Linked DNA regions of Homo sapiens: region 1 is linked to region 2. A link is a contact called in ENCODE Hi-C or POLR2A ChIA-PET data. All regions are on one chromosome and are shown on one strand. The core of a region is the stretch at or near the end of the contact, and the rest is flanking DNA. Distances in the headings are between cores, read along the strand shown. Region 1 overlaps LRMDA (leucine rich melanocyte differentiation associated). Region 2 overlaps LRMDA (leucine rich melanocyte differentiation associated).

Region 1 (3,459 bases), core at 222-2,721, 170 kb before region 2:
ATTCAATGGGAGGAAGATATTTGGAAAGCAGTAAATGCTGAAGGGGACCTGGGGGATACTGGACAGCAAATTAGATGTGGGTTTTCATTGTGTTAGGCCAACAGAAATTGGTAATGCAATCTTGCGCTGTATTTTCCAGCAGTCCCCTGGAGCAGCTGGGAGGAGAAAGCCTCTTTCACCAGCCAAGATCAAGTCTGCTCGCCCCACACACTCCTGAAGAATGGCCTGGCTGGGGCTGGGGTGGAGGGAGGGGTCGCTTTACTTTCCCCTGGCCCCTACCTCACAGGGATGGTGACTTTCCTTTCTCTAAGCCTTACCCTGACCCTGTGTCCTTGGAGAGTCGGTCTCTTTCCTGTCTCCCAGCGTCTTGCTGCAGAATGCTGTGGGATGTTGGTCTGCCTGGGACAGCCAAGGGAGGACAGTCCTGCCTGGAAAGTCCTGGTCTGCAGGGAAGACTTGGCCTCAGGTGTTTGTTTCCATGTAAGCTAAACATAGCCATCTTTTCTAGTGATCCTGGCTTCCTCCCCGCTCTCCCTCACACTCACACCCCCATCCTCTTCCTCATGAAGGATTTCACCTGCAGATAGCCTCTATAGACAGAGGAATATTTGACAAAACACAAGCATCTGCCCCAGCAGCTGTTCCCAGCAATGGGGATCAGTCACCAACTCCTCCCACCTCCTCCTTCTCATGCTTCACTCTTCTGCACCACCCCCCGCCCAATTTTATAGTCTTCTCAAGTTTAAAGACTTCCCTTGACATGCATAAAACCAAATTTCTCTTCTGGGGACCAGTGAACACATATTCTGATTTTTTTCTAGTTCCTCGCCTTACCCCATTCTCAGGAAAGCCCAGTTACTTCGTGAGTTCAGAGCACTTCCTTGCTGGGGCGCCTGCTAAGTGGGGTGAGTTTAACTGGAGCACCCCTCCCAACTTTTGGGAAAGAGTTCACTCTCACCAACCCATACTTTCTGCCTTTCCTTCTCTGGGATTGTCTTACCTCTGGAAATCCTTCAGGGACTTCTAGGGAATGGCTATGTCAATGGGGCTGGTAAAAAGCAGCTGTGGGCTGGTAAATGTCAGAAGCTGTTTGCAAGGCTGGGAAAATTCACTGTTTATTTCTTCAAACAAGCCCTAGTTTCCTCCACTGAGAATGTTCTTCATCAAACTCATCATTCAGGTTTGTATTCAGAGCAGTTTAGCTTAGGCATGCAATTGTCAGTCAACACTCGTAAGTAAGTGGCCAAGTTTAAAGTTACTCTTTGAATATTTCTATACACTCTATTCAGTAAGTGTTCACCAAGTCCCTTCTCTGTGGCTACCACACAGCTAAATACTCATGTGTATATGTGTGGGAGAGAGAGCGTTTTACTCTCGTGGAGGGGCCCGAATGAAAAAGGCATCACCGTGGAAGAACTTGAGCTTTCAGTCCTGATAGGTCATGGATATAAATGGATGGCAGCTGCTAGCACAGTGATTTATGAGTGATGCTCCCAGCCAAAGGAAGTCAGGCACATTCTAGAACTGCAGACCGCTGTGTACAGGGCATCTCAGTATATTTAGCAAAATGAGATTGCAAACCACAGAAAAAAGGGCTGAGTGGGTGGAGAGGAAGAACATTCTCTGGCCAGAAACTTGCTGAACTTTGAGGCCAGGGACCGGAGGCTTTGCAGAGGTGGGGAGAGACGTTCTTTGGCTTGTCCGACAGAAATAAATCACCACTGAGGAGATATACCAAAGGCCAATTATATGGAGTGTTTTCTTGGAAAATCATCTCCCAGACAGGCCCTGTAAATCATCCCCAGCATTGGCAGACATTCAGATCTGCCTGGTGGGGCGGGTGGCATGCCAGTGCACCCCAGTGTCAGGTAGAGGAATTACACAGGGGTAGTCTCGTTGTAGCAGGGAAAACAGAGGTCAGGTACTAGCTGTCTTCATCCGAGGAAGCAGTGTAGGGCAGAACTGTTTGTTCTGTCCTAGGAATTGTAGGGCCAAGGCTTTTGACCAGGTTTTGCCACTTACTTGTTCTGCGACTTTCAGATTCTCTACAAACAGAGTGGGGACTGGGTTATCTCTGAGGTTCCTAGAAGCCCTGACATTAATTTTATGCCTTTGTGTTCTCTATAACTTCTGCATAGCGTAAGCTTTTGCATACCACACCCTATGCTGGTAATTATCCCAAGAGAGACAAAAATTTCCATCTACCCAGCAAGGTTAGTCATACAGGATCATCTTGGGAGGGTGATTGGGGTCCCTCAAAGCCAGGTCCTCAGTGTAGCTGTAGAGAGAGATGGGAATTTAGCCTGGAGAATGAAGAGCTAAGGGGGATGCCAGAGGTACTGTGTTCAATATTGGAAGGGCTTCATGTGGAAGAGGGATCCGTGTCTGTTGTCCTACTCTGTAGGCCAAAAACAGGACCAATGAACTGCAAATAGAGGGGCCCAAAAGGAAGGAAAAGATAAACCAGCAATCATTATTCCATTGCTCAGTGACACAAACTTTGATTTCCTCAGTGTTTGAAAATATAGCAAGAACTCTTAACTGGCCAAATGTGGTGGCTCACACCTGTTATACCAGCACTTTGGGAGGCTAGAGTGGAAGGATTGCTTGAGCCTGGGAGTTCAAGACCAGCCTGGGCAACATGCAGACCCTGTCTCTACAAAACAAACAAACAAAAAATTATCTGGACAAGGTGTACCTATAGTCCCAGCTACTTGGGAGGCTCAGGTGGGAGTATCACTTGAACCCGGGAGGTTGAGGCTACAGTGAGCCGTGATTATACCACTGCACTCCAGCCTGGGTGACAGCAAGACACACAAAGTCTCACAGACACACAAAAAGAACTCTAACCATCAGAACTATCCAACAGTGGCACCTAAACCTGGCAGAGCGGAAAGTGATCCATCACTGCTGTAATCTAGCCGAGGCTGGGTGACAGTCATGGTCACAGCAGAGAGGACAGGATGCTCCTTTCTGCTCTATCTGTAACCATCTTCTGTCCCTGGAATGAGCTGAGTGAGGAATGCTCTCCCTCCTCTCCTCAAAGTATCTTCCTTGTCCCAGCAAAGCTTCATTCTTCCTATTGAGGAGGGGTTCATTTATCTCTAGGAGAGTTATCTTAAAATTTGTCTACTTTTTGGAGAAAATATATATTGAGACTTTGAGGGTGGGAATTTAATTGGTTGCCAATAAACAGGAAGGCCCCAAGGGAAAGAAATGAGAATTAGAAACTGACTCACAATATCTGGATGGGAAGCCAGGCAGGAGGGAAACTCAGGCTCTCGAAAGGGAAATCTGTTGGGCACCCAGCTTACTTCTTAATTACCTTTTTTGTTAATGGCCAGCCCATTCCTTATGGGTTTGTTGTTGGTGGGTTTACTTAAACCTTTTTGAAATATATTGGTTATTTTAGCTTGTACTGATTCTGGAGGCAATGAATCCACAAAGTTAATAAAATAA
Region 2 (3,720 bases), core at 635-3,134:
AGACTCTACTCATTTAAGGTGGTTATGAGAATTGAGTGGATATAATGGGATACAGAGGGTGGCACATTGCAAGCTTTGATGATAAATTATGGATGTTATGATATGTATGTACTTTCATTTGTAAGTAATGATTTTTATAAAATATTATGATACATTTCTAGGCTGACCTTGAAGGAGAATACTAACATAACTTTGGAAAACCAAAAAATGAAAAAAGGGTATCCGTTTCTCATCATGAATAGGTTTCAAATCTCGTATTTGGAGCATTTCAATTTAAGTTTGAAGAAGCAGGACTGAGGTCACATTTTTCTCCATTGGACATTCTTTCTGATGAATAAGTATTAAAACTGCTTTGAATTTGGTTTCCCCCTTAGATAAGAAATTATTTTTTCCATACAGTCTTTTCTTTGCACCTGAAGGAGCATTGAGGGTGAAAAATAGAGGCCTGTTTCCTGTTCCTAACTGGAGCCCTCCAAGGTTGTCAAACTAGAGCAACAACTTTGTGGGATTTATGCCTGGGACCTGTCAAAGTAGAATTATCATAGCAAACCCTCTCTGCTATCAATCAGAGGGGTATTGGGGATGGCAAGGGCAGGCATTTTTCAAATTTCTTTACTGTGCATATTTAGTCTTGTGCCTGGGGGAGGAAGAGCTCCTTTGAACAGTTCTTGTAGATTTCTTTTCCATCAGATGGCAGCTCACAAAACTACTTAATCTTCCCCAAAGGGCTTCTCTCATTGGCCTGCTGAGAAAAACAGCCAAGGAAGAGAGAGTGGGGGAAGACAGGGACAATCCAACAGCAAATCCTAGAAAATAACGCATTGCTTTCAGAGGACGTATGGTCTAAGTCTGGTCACACTGATATCATGACTTAGAAAAGCACACTGTCCATTGAAGGTTATCTCCCGTCGCTTCTTTTTTTTTTTTTTTTTTTTTTTTTTTTTTTTTTTTTGAGACGGAGTCTCGCTCTGTCACCCAGGCCGGACTGCGGACTGCAGTGGCGCAATCTCGGCTCACTGCAAGCTCCGCTTCCCGGGTTCACGCCATTCTCCTGCCTCAGCCTCCCGAGTAGCTGGGACTACAGGCGCCCGCCACCGCGCCCGGCTAATTTTTTGTATTTTTAGTAGAGACGGGGTTTCACCTTGTTAGCCAGGATGGTCTCGATCTCCTGACCTCATGATCCACCCGCCTCGGCCTCCCAAAGTGCTGGGATTACAGGCGTGAGCCACCGCGCCCGGCCCTCCCGTCGCTTCTAAGTATCATGTGGACATTTAGCAACAGCACAAAGCTGACAGTGCTATCATAGCGGTGTGAGTATTCTTCTGTCCTCCAGAGCCATTTCCCACATTTGTCAAGACAAAGGTTGAAGGGGACCGGACAAGGGAAATGGGTCACCCATTCATTCCCATCTGTCAGAGGTTTGCTTTGTCATGATAACATTCAAGGAGCATGTTTATCTATCCCGCTACTGGAGGTTAAGGCAAGGGTAACAAGAAGAGAAGAAACCCTGTTTGAAAAGTTTACAAATCCTGCCGTGAGGGCTGTAAACAGAGTCCAGCCGGTGGTGGAGCGTGTTAAATACTGCCACATTGATAGGGACCTGGTTCCCCGGCACTAGAAATCCACTCATGTAAACAGAGGAACTGTTGCTGTGAATCGGGTCTGTTTTGACTTAAAGTCTAAGAAACACATTGCCTTCAAAGTGAATTCTTAGGTGTCACTTCCCATAAGTTATGGCAGAAGATTACAAAGCTACTGATATAACATATTAGTTTGATGGACAGAATTATACCCCCAACGCTTCCTGCTCTCCCCAATGACGCACACTAACTTAGTGTACTGTGACAGCTGCCTTGATTTACCACCAGTCCGGGAGGCCAACCGGGAGAAGGAACGTTCACATGGACGCAGGGCCTGAGACTGGCCTGGAGCCTAGTTTATAAAGCTGCCCTGTAATTCACCACAAATGTGTCACCATTAAAAGAGGAAAAAAGGATTGCAGATAATAAATACTCTTTAATTTATTAGCTAACAACAAAGAGATCAGAGCCAGTTGTGATGTGATTGTTTGACATAATATTGTCAAGGAAAAAAAAGCTAAGTTGACCAGAGAGGTAAATTACACATTCAAGCAGATGCATCAACTCTTGGCTTGTCATAAGCCCAGCTAAACAAAACACCACACAGAGGGGAGGACTGGCCAAGAGCAGAGCCATTTATCTCTGAAAGAGACATATTCAAGAGCAAGTGAAATAAGACATAGTTCTTTTGGACTTGGTCAGAGGCCAGGTTTTAACTGTTATAAATTAAATGTTTTGTGTATAGGATTTGGCAATTCTAGTTGCCTTTGTCATGGTAGGGAGATGTTAGGTTTTTCTGCCTGTCTTAAACTCATGGTTTGGTCAGCTGGGGTGTGTGTCCTACTGCTAGATATTGGAGGATCACTACCTTTTGGTAATTAGCAGATATTGGGAAGGTTTCTGTATGTGGCTTGTGATAAAATCAGTGGCTTTAGAAAAACTTGTAATCGCCTTCGTTTTCTGCAATTCTTCCTCTACAGTTGTTGAGCAATACTCACACAGGTCACCAGGCAGGAATTCATATTGATATTAGACTCGTGGAACCTGAGGATTGGAAGAAACATTTCATCCCGCATCCCACCCAGGACATGCAGACAGTTGTGTATGAGCGGGGCAACTTCCAGGGAGGCCAGGCATCTGCCGTGTGTTATTGTAACATAGCTCAGAGTCAACCAGTGCTTTCTGGGCTTTTATTTTTATATAAGCGACTGCCCAGCAAAACTCTCCCATCCCTTGCTTGGGAAATTGAGTTTTCAGATCTAAGTGGGTACTTTTGCTTTGTTTTGCATATTATGGGTCTTTGGGTTTAGCCTATTGTTAGAACAGATTTCTGGGTTTTATTCAACAGTCTGGAGGCAAGGATAGAGTCCTGTGGGTAGGTTTAAGGACATTGATTCATGGATCAACATTTTTTTGATGTAGTTAATTGATCTGCTATGAATTGCATCTCATTTATTTTATTTGTTGCAAAGCAATATCATGGGGGATTTTTGTTAGATGTCTTATTGAAATCAATTTATAATGTTTATGGTCTCACTGATCTACCAGCTGAATAACTGTTTCTAAAAGACAGAGCTAGAAGGCAGGGAGGGAGAGAGAGAGAGAGAAAGGGAGTGGAGAAGAGAGGGGGAGAGAGAGAGAGAGAGAGAGATTGATTTGGCCTAGCTCATTCTAGGTAAAAAGATGTACTAGCTCTTAAAAGTTGCTACTATCTTTTCAACGTGCTCATATATCATATATTTAACATAATTTTTTACAATTTTAGTGTCATTATTTTTAGAATCTTCTGTTCCTCCTTTAAAAAATCAACAAAAATATTTGCCCAAATTTGCTTTTTATCTGTATTTTTTCAAATATTAGTAACATTGTTTCCATGAGCAGATCTATAAGAATTTTTTTGTTGTTGCTATTGTAAAATAAGATACTATTTGTATAGGTCTAGACACCAGGCATCTCCTATGTCTCATAAGCTCTCTAGGGCCTCATTCTTCCATTTCTTTTTTCTTTTTTACTTTTCACTCATCAGTCTAGCCCAAGGATATAATTTCATGATGGAGAAAATAATGACAAAACAAGAGCTTAGTTTTAATCATTCTGCCTTTCCTCTGTCATTTGGGATTTCTTTTTTTAACAACCATTT

What was found. A loop is a pair of places that touch in the nucleus more often than their neighbours do. ChIA-PET counts read pairs that join two places held with the same protein, here RNA polymerase II (POLR2A). Pooled maps may share reads with other maps.
Region 1: a loop to region 2 is called in a map of sigmoid colon, with 6 times the contacts of the local background. The contact joins two enhancer-like sites. A Hi-C loop is called at or near these places in 3 of 168 maps with a recorded cell type or tissue (ovary, prostate gland and sigmoid colon) and 5 of 50 pooled maps. POLR2A ChIA-PET finds 5 or more read pairs at or near these places in 1 of 52 experiments (PC-3).

The regions. Positions count from the first base shown.
Region 1 is chr10:76,085,297-76,088,755 of GRCh38, forward strand. All of the region lies in intron 5 of LRMDA (leucine rich melanocyte differentiation associated), which reads left to right. Among named protein-coding and RNA genes, the nearest start is that of MIR606, 530 kb to the left of the region's middle. Within about 2 kb of position 1,472, at least 11 of the 41 ENCODE cell types and tissues checked have a DNase peak (open chromatin) inside an H3K27ac peak, as active enhancers do; they include ovary and sigmoid colon, where a contact is called at or near this core.
Region 2 is chr10:76,250,312-76,254,031 of GRCh38, forward strand. The region is part of intron 5 of LRMDA (leucine rich melanocyte differentiation associated); the gene reads left to right. Among named protein-coding and RNA genes, the nearest start is that of KCNMA1-AS1, 640 kb to the right of the region's middle. RefSeq lists a silencer at 1,660-1,954. Within about 2 kb of position 1,885, at least 6 of the 41 ENCODE cell types and tissues checked have a DNase peak (open chromatin) inside an H3K27ac peak, as active enhancers do; they include ovary and sigmoid colon, where a contact is called at or near this core.